2 separate regions of the Homo sapiens genome follow, and region 1 is linked to region 2. A link is an interaction called in ENCODE POLR2A ChIA-PET data of the cell type or tissue named here. Cell type or tissue: GM12878. All regions are shown on one strand. Each heading gives the region's core, and the rest is flanking DNA. Links, peaks and the distances in the headings are about the cores only. Region 1 overlaps PARL (presenilin associated rhomboid like). Region 2 overlaps KLHL6 (kelch like family member 6).

Evidence for each region. Peaks named below come from ENCODE experiments on the same cell type or tissue, not always from the same donor. Only the 100,000 strongest peaks of a DNase experiment are listed, where the experiment ranks them.
Region 1: POLR2A ChIA-PET joins it to region 2 with 7 read pairs; 2 of 35 experiments call an interaction of 5 or more read pairs at or near these places.

What each region holds. Positions count from the first base shown.
Region 1 is chr3:183,841,433-183,849,322 of GRCh38, forward strand. It overlaps PARL (presenilin associated rhomboid like), which reads right to left. Exons shown (of 10, transcript NM_018622.7): 5 at 2,799-2,894; 6 at 866-1,015. Among named protein-coding and RNA genes, the nearest start is that of MAP6D1, 20 kb to the left of the region's middle. In GM12878, for the core only: no CTCF peak of the experiment used is centred there; no DNase peak of the experiment used is centred there.
Region 2 is chr3:183,541,349-183,549,238 of GRCh38, forward strand. All of the region lies in intron 1 of KLHL6 (kelch like family member 6), which reads right to left. It overlaps KLHL6-AS1 (KLHL6 antisense RNA 1), which reads left to right and starts at 7,387. Exons shown (of 2, transcript NR_046687.1): 1 at 7,387-7,615. In GM12878, for the core only: no CTCF peak of the experiment used is centred there; a DNase peak (open chromatin) is centred at 3,623.

The DNA of each region.
Region 1 (7,890 bases), core at 2,578-5,077, 300 kb after region 2:
GTCCTTTCTTTAACCCCTTGTCATGAGGAGGTAAGTATCATGAGGTTTAGTCATTTTTGCAACATCACTCAGCTGGTAGTAGAAATAGGATCTGAACCTGGGTCTATCGCCAAGCTTAGTGTTTTTCACTACATCACAGCACAACTGCCAGATATACTGTTTCTAAATGTAGAGATTTTAGAAATTAATTTTTATATTGTATTAAGTAAGTACATTTTACAAACAGAGAGGTAAGTAAAATTTGACCAACTGTCACGTTAGCAGCATCTAGGGACCTGGATTCATGCATGAGAATTTCCTAACTGAAATAAGAAACGATACCATCTTCAAGACCATGGCTAGGAAGTGGTTCCCTGCTACATTCTTGCAAAGAAGACAGAACAAACTCACTCTTGACAATCATATTGTATAGCTCTGATTTAAAGCTTTCTGTGAACTGAACACACTGGGGGAAATGAGCTTGCTTAAGGTTATTTAACAAAGACCCAGGAGATTGAGGCAGCCGGGAAGTCTGGGAACCACTATCTATAAAATGGAGGGCCTAAACTAATGAAATCAAGGCCCGATGAGATTACAAAAATGACATGCTTAAATTCTACACTAACCCTTACTTAACGCCTGTTTATCCTAACTTAAAATTAAACATACCCACATAATTCATATGTAAGAAGAAATCAGCAAAATGAACAGAAAAGGCAACATCTCCACCAATCTGTGGCTCCCTTCTCTACATACACTGTGAGAAACAAATATGTTCTGAGCACTCACTACGTGTAGAATATGGCAGTAATCATTCCCTTTGTCCGTTCTGCAGATAGCTTAGAGTGCTTATACTCTCAAAGGCCCCGAGATTAAAGCATATTACCTGCAGATAGGTACACTGCCATGAACTGCTCTTGACCCAGAATGTTCACTATGCTGGAAGAGAAGCTCCACAAAACATACATATTTGCTGCCATGTGAAATAAGGAGAAATGACTGAATGTTGACAGCAACATTGGAGAACAAAGGACCTCTACAAGAGAGAGAAACATAGTCTGGTAATCATGAAACACACAGCCAATAAAAATTATCCATTTTAAACTTTTAAAATTAGGCCGGACGCAGTGGCTCACGCCTGTAATCCCAGCACTTTGGGAGGCCAAGGCAGGCGGATCACTAAGTCAGGAGTTCAAGACCAGCCTGGCCAACATAGTCAAACCCCATCTCTATTAAAAATATAAAAATTAGCCAGGTGTGGTGGCGCACGTTTGTAATTCCTGCTACTCGGAAGGCTGAGGCGGGAGAATCACTTGGACCCAGGAGGTAGAGTTTGCAGTGAGCCAAGATTGAGCCACTGCACTCCAGCCTGGGCCATAGAGCGAGACTCTATCTCAAAAAAAAAAAAAAAAAAAAAATTTATGAAACAAACATGGAAAACAAAAACAGCTATTTTTAAGACTTTTTTTTTTTTTTGGAGAGAGTCTTGCTCTGTCGCCCCAGGCTGGAGTGCAGTGGCACGATCTTGGCTCACTGCAGCCTCAACTTCCTCAAGTTGAGGCTCAAGGGCTCAAGTGATCCTCCCACCTCAGCCTCCTGAGTAGCTGGGACCACAGGTACATACCCCATGCCCAACTAATTTTTGTATTTTTAGTAGAGATGGGGTTTCACCATGTTTCCCAGGCTGGTCTCGAACTCCTGAGCTCAAGCAGTTCACCTGCCTCAGCCTCCCCAAGTGCTGGGATTATAGATGTGAGTCACTATGCCCAGCTTAAGACATCATTTTTAAAAGTGACAAAAAGCTGTCTTAATAAATCTCTTTTCTACTTAGTAAGCAACCAATAAAAACTCTCAGTTCAATGAAAGCAACTTGTCCTTATGGCAAAAGTTGATTAGAAAAAAATAAGCAGTCTGGGCAACATGGCAAGACCTCATCTGCACTAAAAACAAAAAAAATTAGCTGGGCATGGTGGCATGCACCTGTAGTCCCAGCTCCTGGGGGCTGAGGTGGGAGGATCAGTTGAGCCTGAGAAGCAGAGGTTGCAGTGAGCCAAGATCGTATCACTGCACTCTAGCCTGGGCAACAGAGCAAGACCCTGTCTCAAAAAATAAAATAAAATAAAATAAAAAGTAAATTGGCCGGGCGCAGTGGCTCACGCCTATAATCCCAGCACTTTGGGAGGCTGAGGCGGGCGGATCACGAGGTCAGGAGATCGAGACCATCCTGGCTAACATGTTGAAACCCCGTCTCTACTAAAAATACAAAAAAATTAGCGGGGCGTGGTGGCGGGCACCTGTAGTCCCAGCTACTCAGGAGGCTGAGGCAGGAGAATGGCATGAACCCGGGAGGCGGAGCTTGCAGTGAGCTGAGATCACGCCACTGCACTCCAGCCGAGCCAGGCAGATCACCTGAGGTCAGGTGTTCAAGAACAGCCTATCCAACACGGTGAAACCCTGTCTCTATTAAAAATACAAAAACTAGCTGGGTGTGGTGGCGGGCACCTGTAATCCTAGCTACTAGGGAGGCTGAGGCAGGAGAATCACTTGAACCTGGGAGGTGGAGGTTGTAGTGAGCTAAGACTGCACCACTGCACTCCAGCCTGGGCAACAGAGGAAGACTCCGTCTCAAAAAAAACAAAGAAAAAGAAAAAGAGAGGTGAGGTCCCTGTCCTCAGTGAAGGAGCTTACAGCCTATCCTCTGCATTTTGCTTGTAGCTATTGATAGGTAATTCGTCTTTTTTACAGCACTTCCATTAACTAAAGCATATTTCTTTCATATTATTTCTACCTTAAAATAAATTCACACAAGTTAGACTTACTTGAGGCTGGATTCGATGTGAAATATCTGATCATTGTCCGCTGCAGAGAAGGTACTCTCCATAAACAGAATACAAGGACATTTGCAGCTATAATACCTACAAAATAAATATTTATAATTTAGGGAGGTTAAAAATGAAAGCAGGAAAGTCTGATCTACATTACCCCCTTGTAAGATTCTTCCACAATTATGTAAGAGTACTGTATACCTGGGGGATAGGGGGTGAGCCAAAAAAAAGCAAGTGAAATGAATGCTTTTAAAGTATCAGCACTGCCTAGGGTTGGTAAAGTCACAGAATTCCTGGGAAATTGTAAATGCTCTGGGAGCTAACTTCCTTTCCCTAGATCCATATTTTACTTCTTTAGAAGAGCTTACTTTTCTCAATTATAATCAGATCAATAATTTATTGTCTATAATAGCCAAACCAAAGACAGAAGTAATATACAGAATTAGGTTCTTTGGCCAAGAGTAGAAGAGCTAACATTACTTCTTTTTCCTCAGGGCATGGTATGCTTCTTAAACTTACTGCCAGCTTATGGAAACATATGTGAGTCATCTGTGTAGGTGAAGGTCAACATGTCTGAGAAAAATAGTCATGTGATAGGAATTCAGGGATAATTTAGAAAACCTCTGCAACTGCTTCTAAAGTCTGTTTACATGTGGGAGTTGAGTGACTTTCCTTTTTCTGTAAGTGTTGATGTTGTTAGTACTACGAAATTGAGGTTTATTCGATAATATAATTAACTTGTTACATTTTAGATAAGAAATTATTATTGAAAACTACAAACTTCAAAAAATATATTAATTTTATGAATTGCCACAACTCCTTCACATAGCAGGTATTCCTCTACTTGTTGAATTAAAATAAACATTTGTCATTCCTCCAGTCTCTGTAGGCAACAGGCAAGTAGCACTTTCACCTTCTTCGATGCCAATAAGGACTGATTTCAATAACATACTGGTAAGAGGATTTACTTTAGAAAACATTCTTTGTCTTGTCCCTGGCAGCTGATCTACATCTCGGTGTTACCTGTGGCTTCCGCAGTTGCTCATTCTGTAAGGTTCTCAGCTAGCCCCTGGCATTTCTAGTCTGTCCAGTTTTTGCTCTCCCACTTGAGAGGTGGGAAAGGAAGCTACATTTTTCACAGATCTTAAGACATTTTTTCCATTTTAATATCTGAAATCAGGATGCATCTTATAACTGGTAGCATTTTTTCTTTCTCCGTAGTACATTAAATAAAATTTTACTGCATTTTGTTGAACTGATTCCATCAGTTGTATCAGATGTCTCACTAGCAGGGACTGTGACAGCATTATACCACCTTTGGTAAATAATTACCCAGAACTCTTTTAAAGATGGTGAGAGGGACAGCATTTATGCAAAGATGGGAAAAGGGATCATACACAAGGCAATGAAGAGCGAAGAGCACTGTGTACACCTCCCAATGTGGAGCCTGGAACCCTGGGAAGGGCAGGCGGGCAGAGCCTCCTCACAGGGACTGGAGTCTTGGGAGGTTTACCCTATAGGAAGAGAGCAGTGATTCGTGTTGCTCTGGATTCCTTAGATTCCTTTGGGAGAGTTAATCATCTTTACTACCCAGAGTGCACCCTTAGGTCTAGGTTGTCATACCCAGTGATTGATATCTTAGGGTAAAGACGACCTGAGAATGGTCTGGCCATGATCATAAAGATCGGATTGCTATGATCATGATCAGTCAGGGCTTTGGTGTTTTATTCTAATTGTGGTTCAAGGCAAAGAGAGCAAGATGGGGTCCCTGATCCTGCCTACTAGGCTGAAAAATGGCAACGACTACTCTGCTTCCTCTGTCAGTTCCATGGGCAACTTCCTCAAACCACAGACACACAGCACACCCAGCTTCTGGAAACCACAGGCACCACAGCACTGTCAAGACGAGGATATGTTTCTGGATAAAGTGATTAAAATAAAGGAAAATACATGAAAAAAAATGAAAGATAAAGGCCGGGTGCGGTGGCTCACGTCTGTAATCCCAGCAGTACTTTGGGAGGCTGAGGCGGACGGATCACCTGAGGTCGGGAGTTCGAGACCAGCCTGACCAACATGAAGAAACCTCGTCTCTACTAAAAATACAAAATTAGCTGGGCGTGGTGGTGCATGCCTGTAGTCCCGGTTACTCAGGAGGCTGAGGCAGGAGAATCACTTGAACCCAGGAGGCGGAGGTTGAGGTGAGCCGAGATCACGCCATTGCACTCCAGCCTGGGCAACAAGAGGGAAACTGTCTCAAAAAAAAAAAAAGCGGGGGGAAAGATAACCAAAGACATTGAGGTTAACAGTAGACAAAGAGTTAACACTGCTAAGTTTTCAATCCAAACGCAAGAAGCTTTTCTGATAAATAATGAGTACTGGCACTGAAACAGACTGTAGCCAAAATCCCTTACTTCATAAGCCAGTGGTCATCAAACTGCTTTCATGGGGCACCCCATTAGTAAACACCATCCATTAGTAACAGACACATCCCATATATGTATACTTATTAACAAATTATGTACGTGAACCACTATAAATTCATAAGACACACTTAACAAATTTAAAAGAAATAAGAAAAGTGAAATGCACATACTTTCTTCTTTGTAAACCCTATTCTGAAGGCCAGTTATAGATGAGAAAAACAGGCTCTAAAAGGTACAAGTTGTCAGAGGGCCAAATTCAGTGGCCAAGCCAGAATTCCTAATCTAGTGCTCTTTCTACTATACATCAAGACATGGGTAGCCAGGAGGATTTATTTTGACCTTGGTCACTCTAGGACTTCAGACACCACATAAAAACGGCTTCCTTGCTGGGAAACAGCATATGCTGGTCCCCAGAAGCGGATGAGCATGAGAGGATGTGTGGCAATCCTAGGCCTACTGAGGCAGTACTGCATTTTGGCTAAAAGTATGGGTGAAGGAGTCCAGCAGAAGTGACTCTGTCCTACTTACATTATAACCTGGGGAAGAGGCCTAACCGCTCAGCTTGTTTCCTCTTCTGTAAAATGAGAATAATAAAATCTACCTGAAAGGGTTGAACGGGCCGGGTGTGGTGGCTCACGCCTATAATCCTAGCACTTTGGGAGGTCCAGGCAGGAGGATCCATCCCTTGAGCCTAGAAATTTGAGACCACCCTGGGCAACATAGTGAGACCTCCTCTTTACAAAAAAATGAACAAAATCAGCTGGGCATGGTGGCACATGCTTGGGTCCTAGCTATTTGGGAGGCTAAGGTGGGAGGATTGCTTGAGCCCAGGAGGTCAAGTCTGCAGTGAGCCAAAATTGCACCACTGTACTCCAGTCTGGGCGACAGAGGGAGACCCTGTCTCAAAATAAATAAATAAATAAATAAAAAGAAAAAAAAGGGCTGAGTGACGATGAAATGAGAAAACATGATGAAATGTAGCAGTCACACAGTGAACCAGCAAATGGAAAACATGGTGAAAAGAGAATGGCCTTTTCAAGTCTGAATCCTAAGTATGTCACTTAGCAGTTTTGTGGCCTGTGGCACTTTATTCCCTCATTTGTAAAATGAGGACAATACCTCCTACCTCATAAAGGTTGTAGTGAGGCTTAAATAAGATAGTACATGCACCTAGCATGCAAATGAACAAAGAATAATGGTTTCCTCCTCTCTCCTTTTCCTTTGAGAAATAGAAGAGCTTAAGTTTTGTATATCTCCACTTAGGAGGGATGTCACCTGCTTCTTCCTGACTCGGTAACTCTTGGACAAGCTTGGCACTACTGATTCAGGAAGGCACTGCTGTCCTAGTGCCTACCCTCACACCTGTGTAACGCACTGGACTATGTCAGTGAAAAATAACAAAGTAAGGAGCTCTGAAAACTCTCCTTCATAAGAGCAATGAAAGAACTGGCAAAAAATGTCAGAATCAACCTTTTCAGAACTCTGGAAACTAATCAAAGGCTTATAGCAAACCAGGGTGTATTTACTTAAGAAAAACAGCTGAATCTCAAAACACCTAGCTTTGCAGCGTTTTTTGTTTGTTTATTCATTTTTTTCTTTTTTGAGACGGAGTCTCGCTGTCTCCCAGGCTGGAGTGCAGTGGCGCAATCTCCGCTCACTGAAAGCTCCGCCTCCCGGGTTCACACCATTCTCCTGCCTCAGCCTCCCGAGTAGCTGGGACTACAGGCACCCGCTACCACGCCCAGCTAATTTTTTGTATTCTTAGTAGAGACCGGGTTTCACCATGTCAGCCAGGATGGTCTCAATCTCCTGACCTCGTGATCTGCCCGCGTCGGCCTCCCAAAGCTTTGCAGCATTTTAACTTGGCCTAGTCCAATCCCCCACTCTCTAGTTACAAGGTAGTCTTGAAAACCGAGGTAGCTGGTAGAATGGAGCTGGAGCTCTTTCAAAGCCTCATTCCCAAAGAATTGTCATTATTTGACCTGGCTGTTGATTCCATGCAAAACCCACTTTCAGGGCTGTCTGTTTAACCTGACTGGGAGCTCCCCAAGTATAAAACTTTTCACAGAGGGCATTTGTCAAAAACAATGACAGGTAAGTGTTTTAAGTTTGAGGCTGCCTGAGATGATGGATAACACTTGGGGGCAAATAAGAGACTAATCAAAAATCTTGAGGAAAAGCAGGGGAATAAGATTTCCATAGAAACTCTGAAAACCTCTAACATATTCCTGGACTCTACAAGGCCACATGCATAGTAAGACAAAATAGACCTTAAGACAAAATTCATTGCTAGAGAAAAAGGAGGATATTATATAATGATGAAAAGGTCAATCCATCAAGAAATAGCAATTAGAAACATATGTACCTAACAAAAGAATCTCAAAAATGAAGAAAAATGGACAGAACTAAAGGAATAAATAACAATAATAGCTGGAGACTTCAGAACTCTATTTATAATAATGGAGAGAATAATTAAATGATCAGCAAGGAAGCAAAAGACTTCAGCAGCTCTATAAAACGACTAGACCTAACAGACATCTATAGAACACACCACCCAACAAAAACAGAATATACATTCTTCTCAAGTGCACATGCAGCACATTCCAGGATATGTTCAGTCACAAAACAACTCTCAATAAACTTAAACTAAAACACTAAAATTA
Region 2 (7,890 bases), core at 2,444-4,943:
TGGGGAGCAGTTATGAATCTAGACGTGAAGGAGGAGCTGCCACAGTTGGGCTACACGCAGGAGTGCACAGGCCAGGCTTGACTTGAGCTAAAATCCAGCGCCCCCTACACCTGCCAAGCCTTGTGCACTAACGTGGATTGCAACCCCCAGAAAGGGGCCCCCATTTCTAACTGGTCCTCCCAGGTAACTTATTTACATTCAGAGGAAGGGGCTGAGTGTGGTGGCACATGCTTGTAGTCCCAGCTACTTGGGAGGCCAAGGCAGGAGGCTCACTTGGGGCCACGAGTTCAAGTCCAGCCTGGGCAACATAGCAAGCCTCTAAAAAACACAAAACAACAAAAACAAACAAACAAAAAAACCAAAGGAAGGCACCCTAAAAGCCAGCAGTGGTCTCTATCAGAGATGTGGATAAGAGAGGGGAACATATTTTAATAATAGCTGTGGCTCTATCTCCAAGGTGTTCAAGAATTGCAAGTCCAGAACTTGAGATGTTTTGTTTATGAGCTTTGCTCTAAAACGGGATAGCCTGGGCAGGAGAAGGGTTGATAAGGTCAGACCACTTTCTCTTTCTCTTTCCAATCTTGAGGCTCAGAGCTGGTCCTCAGCAAAGAGTGGAGTCAGTTTGCTTTGTGTTCCAGCCCTCCTAACCTCACTTCCCCCTACCCTTCCCTGCTGGGCAGCGCTGCCTCTCCCTCATGCTCTCTGTGGTCCGGCTGCCCTGCAGGCCCTCAGAGAGGATGTGAATGTTGCTGGAGGCCTTCTCCCCAACCACACTGCCTATACCTTAATTCCAACCCTCATCTCCTCTCACTGAAATTTCTTGCAACTTACCTAAGGGTCTGCCTAGATTGATGGGACCCTCCATACCCACAGTGCAAAGGATTATTTTAAGGGAGATCTTGGATCACATCTCTTTCCTACTTAAAGACTCTTCCACGGCTTCCCACTATCTGTAAGTCATGTTTCAAACTCCACAGCTTCACCCAACAAAACCTTTCCCGGTCTGACCATGCCTGTCTCTCAGCCTTATTGGCCTGTGCATGTCCTTTATTTCAACCTACTCTTCTACCTGTGGTTACACTGCGTGGCACCTTCCCGGATGTGCTTCTCTTTGCCTGGAATGCTCCTCTCTTCTCCTTTCTCCCCTCTGGCCCCTTCTGGCCAATGCCTACTCATCCTTCAAAACTCCGTTCAGATATCACCTCTGCCAGGAAGCCTTCTCAGACTGCTCTTTCTTCCGTCTGATTTAATGCCCTTCTGTAAGCTCCTATAGCTCCCATGTAGCAAACCTCTCACAGCCCCTGTCCCCAGCTCCACCATAACCCCTGTGCAGAGCTGCATCATAGCACTTATCACCCTGTACAGTAAACATCAATTTACTTATCTCTCTGTCCTAACTAGATGATGATTTCCAGGTCAAGCAGGAACCATAATTTATTCATCTTTGTAAACTCTGTGCCTGCCACAGAGTAGGCACTTAATAAATTTGTGTCAAATGGATGGATACATGGATGGATGGATGGATGGATGGATGGATGGATGGATGGATGGATGGACAGATGGATGGAAATTCACTAAGTCCACTCAGCACTGTAGTTCTGAAAGTTTAACATTTTGCATTCCTTCCCCTCCAGGTATTTGCACATTAAGAGAGATAATACTGGCTGGGTGAGGTGGCTCAAGCCTGTAATCCCAGCACTTTGGGAGGCTGAGGCGGGCAGATCACCTGAGGTCAGGAGTTCAAGACCAGCCTGGCCAACATGGCGAAACCCCATCTCTACTAATAATACAAAAACTATCTTGTTGTGTTGACCTGTAATCCCAGCTACTCTGGAGGCTGAGGCAGGAGAATAGCTTGAACCTAGAAGATGGAGGTTGCAGTGAGCTGAGATCGCACCACTGCACTCCAGCCTGGGCGACAGAGCGAAACTCCATTTCAAAAAAAAAAAAAAGAGAGAGAGAGAGATAATACTATGCAGTGCTCCTTAACTGAAGGCCTGCTAATCATCGGTGGTACACTGGAGGAGCATGGGAGGAGTGAGGATTTTCATAGCAGTTACTAAGAATTCTCTCCCCCTCCATTTCCAGGCCCACCTGCTAATGAGACAGACATCGTCTGCCAACCCAGCCTGCTATCCTGAGTTTTAAAGACACTGCTAGTCACCTGACACTTTCCTAACTTTCCCTAATCTCTGTTCTCTTCTGTCCTATTTTTTTGTGTTGCGTTCGCTATACACAATAATACAATAAAATTCCACCTTCCAGGAGTTATCCACTGGGCCTCCACCTCTCCCAAAATTCCCCCAACACCAAAAGGCCCTTGATACTCAGCCCTCCATAAACCTGAGCTTACTCTACAAGACACATGATCTTTTCAATCCAATAAGGTCTTACTGGACCCTGGACCTGAATCATTATATGCAAACCTGCTGAGTGTCTATTATTTATTGTAGATCCCAGAGCATCTCTTCAGAAAGGGCTATGATGCAACCTGTTAGTTTTGGTTTGATTGTGTTTTAAAGCCGTAGCACCAGGCCGGGTGTGGTGGCTCACGCCTGTAATCCCAGCACTTTGGGAGGCCGAGGCAGGCGGATCACCTGAGATCAGGAGTTCAAGACCAGCCTGGCCAACATGGTGAAACCCCATCTCTACTAAAAATACAAAATTAGCCGGGCATAGTGGCACACGCCTGTAGTCCCAGCTACTCGGGCGGCTGAGGCAGAAGAATCGCTTGAACCTGGGAGGTAGAGTTTGCCGTGAGCTGAGATCAGGCCATCGCACTCCAGCCTGGGCGACAAGAGCGAAACTCAGTCTCAAAAAAAAAAAAAAAAAAAAAAAAGCCATAGCAGTATCAGCACTCTTGTAATTATGGTGGCCTTAACGTTTTCCATAGAAGTTAAATACAGTAAAAGAATGCTAACCTTTACAGCTAGCAGAGGACATGTAGGTTGCCTAAGTGATACTTTTTCACAGCAAAGGAGACTTATCTTTACGTGGAGATGGCCTCACCAAAAGCATTTAAGAAGGCTTTTACAAAAGAAGCAGAGGGATCATAAAACACAAAACAGTAACAATAAAAATAAGAACACAAGAATTAAGAAATTAAAGTCGAAGGAGAATATGTCTCTGAAACCAAGGCTCAGGAAAGTTAATCCACAGAGCTTCCTGACAGTCACAGCAAAGGCAAAAGTGCGACAAATTGGCTAATAAGAAAGTAAAGCAGTGTTTGTTACCCCTCTTTAGCGGACTTTATTTTTCCTTTTGTCCAGCATCTCTCCATATCGGGAAATGCTCTTCTCCCCATCCAGGCCCCACTCAAATCATGTGATTCAGGCGGGAGCTCTCACGTCATTACAGGCCTCTCCGCCTTTCTATCTTCTGTCTCTCTCTCTGTCTCTCAAACACACACACACACACACACACACACACACACACACACACACACACACACGCACAGCTCTTTAGCCAAGGGTGGACTCCTAACCTAGGCTGGGCTGATCATTGTGCCCCACCTCCCTGGCACAGTGATTGGCCTAGGATTGGGTAACTGAATGGGGCTGAGCCAATCAGAGTCTTTCCCAGGGGTTTTTCAAGCCACAGGTAGAGAAAGTCCCTCATTTTCCCTCCAGAGCCAAGGCTAGGAGTCTCATAGCAGCCAATAGGCAAACTCCCAACCGTGTGGCAGAAGTCAGCCTGAGAAACCCAACCTGAGAGAAGCCAAGTGAGGGGTGGAGAAAGAGCACGCAGGCTGCACGAAAGGGCCTGGTTCCTCTTCTCCCTGGGCTCTGCTGCATCCCAGCCCTTCCTATGATTTGATAATGTGACCAAATACCTTTCTCTTTGCCTAAGCTGATTGACTTGATTTCCTATCCCTCGAAACCAAAAAATGCTCACCAATAAAGGAATATGAGGCAGCGCAAATGGATGTTGCGCTCATGGCAGTTTTACCAAAAACACAAAGGCTCTGCATGTGGCCAGCTCTTTTCGTGGACTGTTTGGTGCTTACCATGTTAGACCCTTGTCCTGAAAAAACATTTTCATGGAGGGACAGTTGCATATCCATGGGTTTGATGCAGGGATAAAGCTCACAACTTGAGCTATGAATGATGAAAATATTTCTCTGTTGTGTTTTAGTTGGGAGCTGCATGGAAGATTATCTAAAATTGAAGAATAGATTTTCTAATCTTGATTGGAATAATATCCACATGCTGTGGATCTCTCTATGAAGAGGCCTGTTTTCAGTTTAGACATCATGGGTAGGGGTGACAGAGATGACACTTCCTTGAAAAATCAAAGGACCTAATGGCACTTCTGCCCTGGTGCAGAACCCCTCTCCCCACTCCCAGTGCAAAAAAACAAAAGAACTGCAAGAGTCACATTGTATGCATGGCACATCTGTATGCAGGTGGTCACATGAGCGACCGGTTCAATCCATAATATTCTGAGGCATTTTGGATTTTGGAACTGTTCCTTCCCATTTTTCCTGTGATAGCCACATTTTATCATCTTTCCCTTTTCTAAAGTTGCCCAATAGCTTCCCACACAACTCTGTGAGGACTTCCTGCTCTGGCCAGGATGCTACTTAATCAGTGACTGGACCTGCAGGAGGAAGATCCAAGCGTTCGTTCACTTCACGCATTTACAGGATGTCTGCTGAGTGTCAGCCATTGCAATGGCATCGAGGAGAAGAATAAGGTGGTCACTGCCTTCACATGGCTTGCATTTTCAACCTGCTTTTAGTCCACCCATGATGGATGATGCCTTCATGCCACACATCCCTACAAGTGTATCCAGGGCTCCTCACAGTTTTGCAGGGAGCAGAGGAGTGAACGTGCTAATAATTACCTTCTTGCATATTTGGGTCTCAGGATCCATATCTCTGATGCCTATGTGACAAGGGTCACGGAATCCCCTCATAACTGTGTAGTTTTCATGATACTTTAACATCTATTCTGCATATATTGCAGGCCTAGCAAATAGTTTTGAATTGGAAGCCGTTGATATCAACAAGCCCAGTCGGAGGAAAGCCTGCTTGGGTGGAGGCAGGACAAGCAGCAGCAGCCTCCAGCTTCCAGAGACAGCCCTGACAGCAGTGCCAGTGGCTGCAGCTGTGCAGCTGTGGCCCCAGCATTGTACAGCAGCAGGGAAGTCCTCCCCACAGGAGTCCTGGGTGGCTTCGGGCTGCGGTCCTGGCCCCTGTCTAGCCTCCCTTGCACCTGTTTGTCTTCTGGGTTTGGTTCTCCAAACTTCTTTGGGGATTTTATGAGTTCCTACTATCATTTACATAAATTCCTCTTCTCGAATAAGCCAGAGTTGATTTCTGTTTCTCAGAACCAAGAAATCTGACTTATTACCACGCATAAAGTGTTGGGGCAAATAAATTAATAAATGAATCCATTTTACTATTCGCGTTTCACAACTTGCTGGGATCGGTAGACGTAAATTGTTAGCCTCGCTCTATTGTAGACATCGGCGTTGAGCCTCAGAGGAGCCAAGCAATTCCTCCAAGATTTACACAGCCAACAAGTGGCGAGTCCGGACTGAAACCCCAGTGCCATAAGTCTTTTTTTTTTTTTTTTTTGACGGAATCTCTCACTCTGTCGTCCAGGTTGGAATGCAGTGGCATGATCGCAGCTCTCTGCAACCTCCGCCGTCCGGGTTCAATCGATTCTCCGGCCTCAGCCTCCTGAGTAGCTGGGACTACAGGCACACGCCACCGTGCCTGGCTAATTTTTATATTTTTTAGTAGAGACGGTGTTTCACCATGTTGGCCAGGCTGGTCTTGAACTCTTGACCTCAGGTGATCCACCAGCTTCAGCCTCCCAAAGTGCTGGGATTACAGGAGTAAGCCACTGCACCCGACCTCAGAGTCTTTATTTATTCCACTTAGGACAACTATTTGTATACTCACTGCTGAAGTACTAATGCATTAGACTAAAGAGCGCTGGAGGTGCTATATAACATTTAAGATATGCTAATATCCAAAGAATTCTGAATGGCAAAGCACATCTGGCTCCCAGATTTTTGGGTAAGGGATTATGGGGCTTTCTGATAATGTTAACAGTTTTCATTTTGGTGTTATTTGTCTACCTTTTCTCACATGCATATCTTTCCATAGTTTACATGCAATTTTGCATCTTGCTTTGCCCCCTGTTTTCATTATAATATTTTTCCTACGGTGCTCCATGCTTTTCATAATGACTATTTATTATATTGCTACCAATTTCAACAGAGGCATAATATGAAAATCATTCTCTCACTGTGGACATTTAGGTTGCTTCCAGTATTTTGTTTTTATACGTGACGTGGTAATCTTTGCATTAAGCATTTTTTCCCAGTTTGGAATATGGACGGCCTACATTTTTTCAGGCACTTTGCTGGATTCTTTTTATTTCATTCAGTCTTCATAATATCAAGTAGATAGCATGGTGTCCATTTCATCCTTGGGGGAGCTCACTTTGATGGGAAGAGTGGTTTCCCCATGATGTCTAAACTGAAAACAGGCCTCTTCACAGAGAACAGAAATGTGGCTAACAGGTCATTTCCTATGACCCCTCAGCTCCCCAAGACTCTTTTGCTAGTGTAGGCTACATAAGCTGAAAATGAGGAGGAAATGTAAAAATCAGAGCCTCCTTGTGCTCATACACACATGCACAGGCAGGATACTGTTGGAACATTCATTCCAGTTTATGTCTGGGGGCTGAGCTGACAGACCCCCATAGCAGCAAGGACCCAGCATGCCTTAGGACATCAGTCTGGATCAAAGGGTTAAAAAAGAGACAAGGAAGCAGGGTCAGGGTGTGCAAGGTGAAAAGACAGTGCGCTCTGAAAATATATGGGACCTCACTGTGGCTAGAACCAGAAACTGGTTCTCACCATTTGGGAAGCCCAGCTCACTGCAAAATATGGCACACTCTGTAAGTGACAGTGACCTGTGAGGGCAGCCCTGCTGTGATTCCCAGGGTTGGCAGAGGGAGGGGAGTCCTAGTGATGAGGGGAGGGGTTATCAGGCTTTTCTCTGCCCTGTCTCATGACTGGCCCTTCCTTCATGCATAGAAAAGCTTCCAGGCTGAGGCTGAGTCATTAGCAATCTCCTTTGTTGATGCTGCTGCCTGGAATCCTTGTCTGGATTCCTGTCTCACTCCTGTCTTGTACCGCAGTCTCTAGGTCTGGTTCCTTGAGGCTATGTTGAGAGGACTTTACCCGCCAGCTACAAAAATCAGGCATAAGGCCAGGAATGGGAAGGTTATTGTGAGCACAATCTATGCACTTGTTAATCATTATTACATATTAACCAATTACTGCATGGCAGAAAAGTGGGGCAAGAGACTACTCTTAAGCCACATGTAGATGTTGTAATCCTGAGCTTTGTCTCCATAATGGGGTAAGATGTCAGAAAAGAGTCAGAAAGCCCAGGTGATAGAATAAGTGCCAAGAACATATACACCATGGAATACTGTGCAGCCATAAAAAGGAATGAGTTCATGTCCTTTGCAGGGACATGGATGAAGCTGGAAACCATCATTCTCAGCAAACTAACACAGCAACAGAAAACCAAACACCGCATGTTCTCACTCATAAGTGGGAGTTGAACAATGAGAACACATGGACACAGGTAGGGGAACAACACAACCCGTGGCCTGTCGGCGGGTGGGGGACAAGGGGAGGGAGAGCATTAGGAAAAATACTTAATGCATTCAGGGCCTAAAACCTAGATGATGGGTTGATAGGTGCAGCAAACCACCATGGCACGTGTATACCTATGTAACAAACCCGCGCATTCTGCACATGTATCCCAGAACTTAAAGTAAAATTTAAACAAATTTTAAAAAAGAGAATAAGTGCCAAGAAAAACAAGAATGAGTTAAGGCCATGTAGGTCTGTATTAAA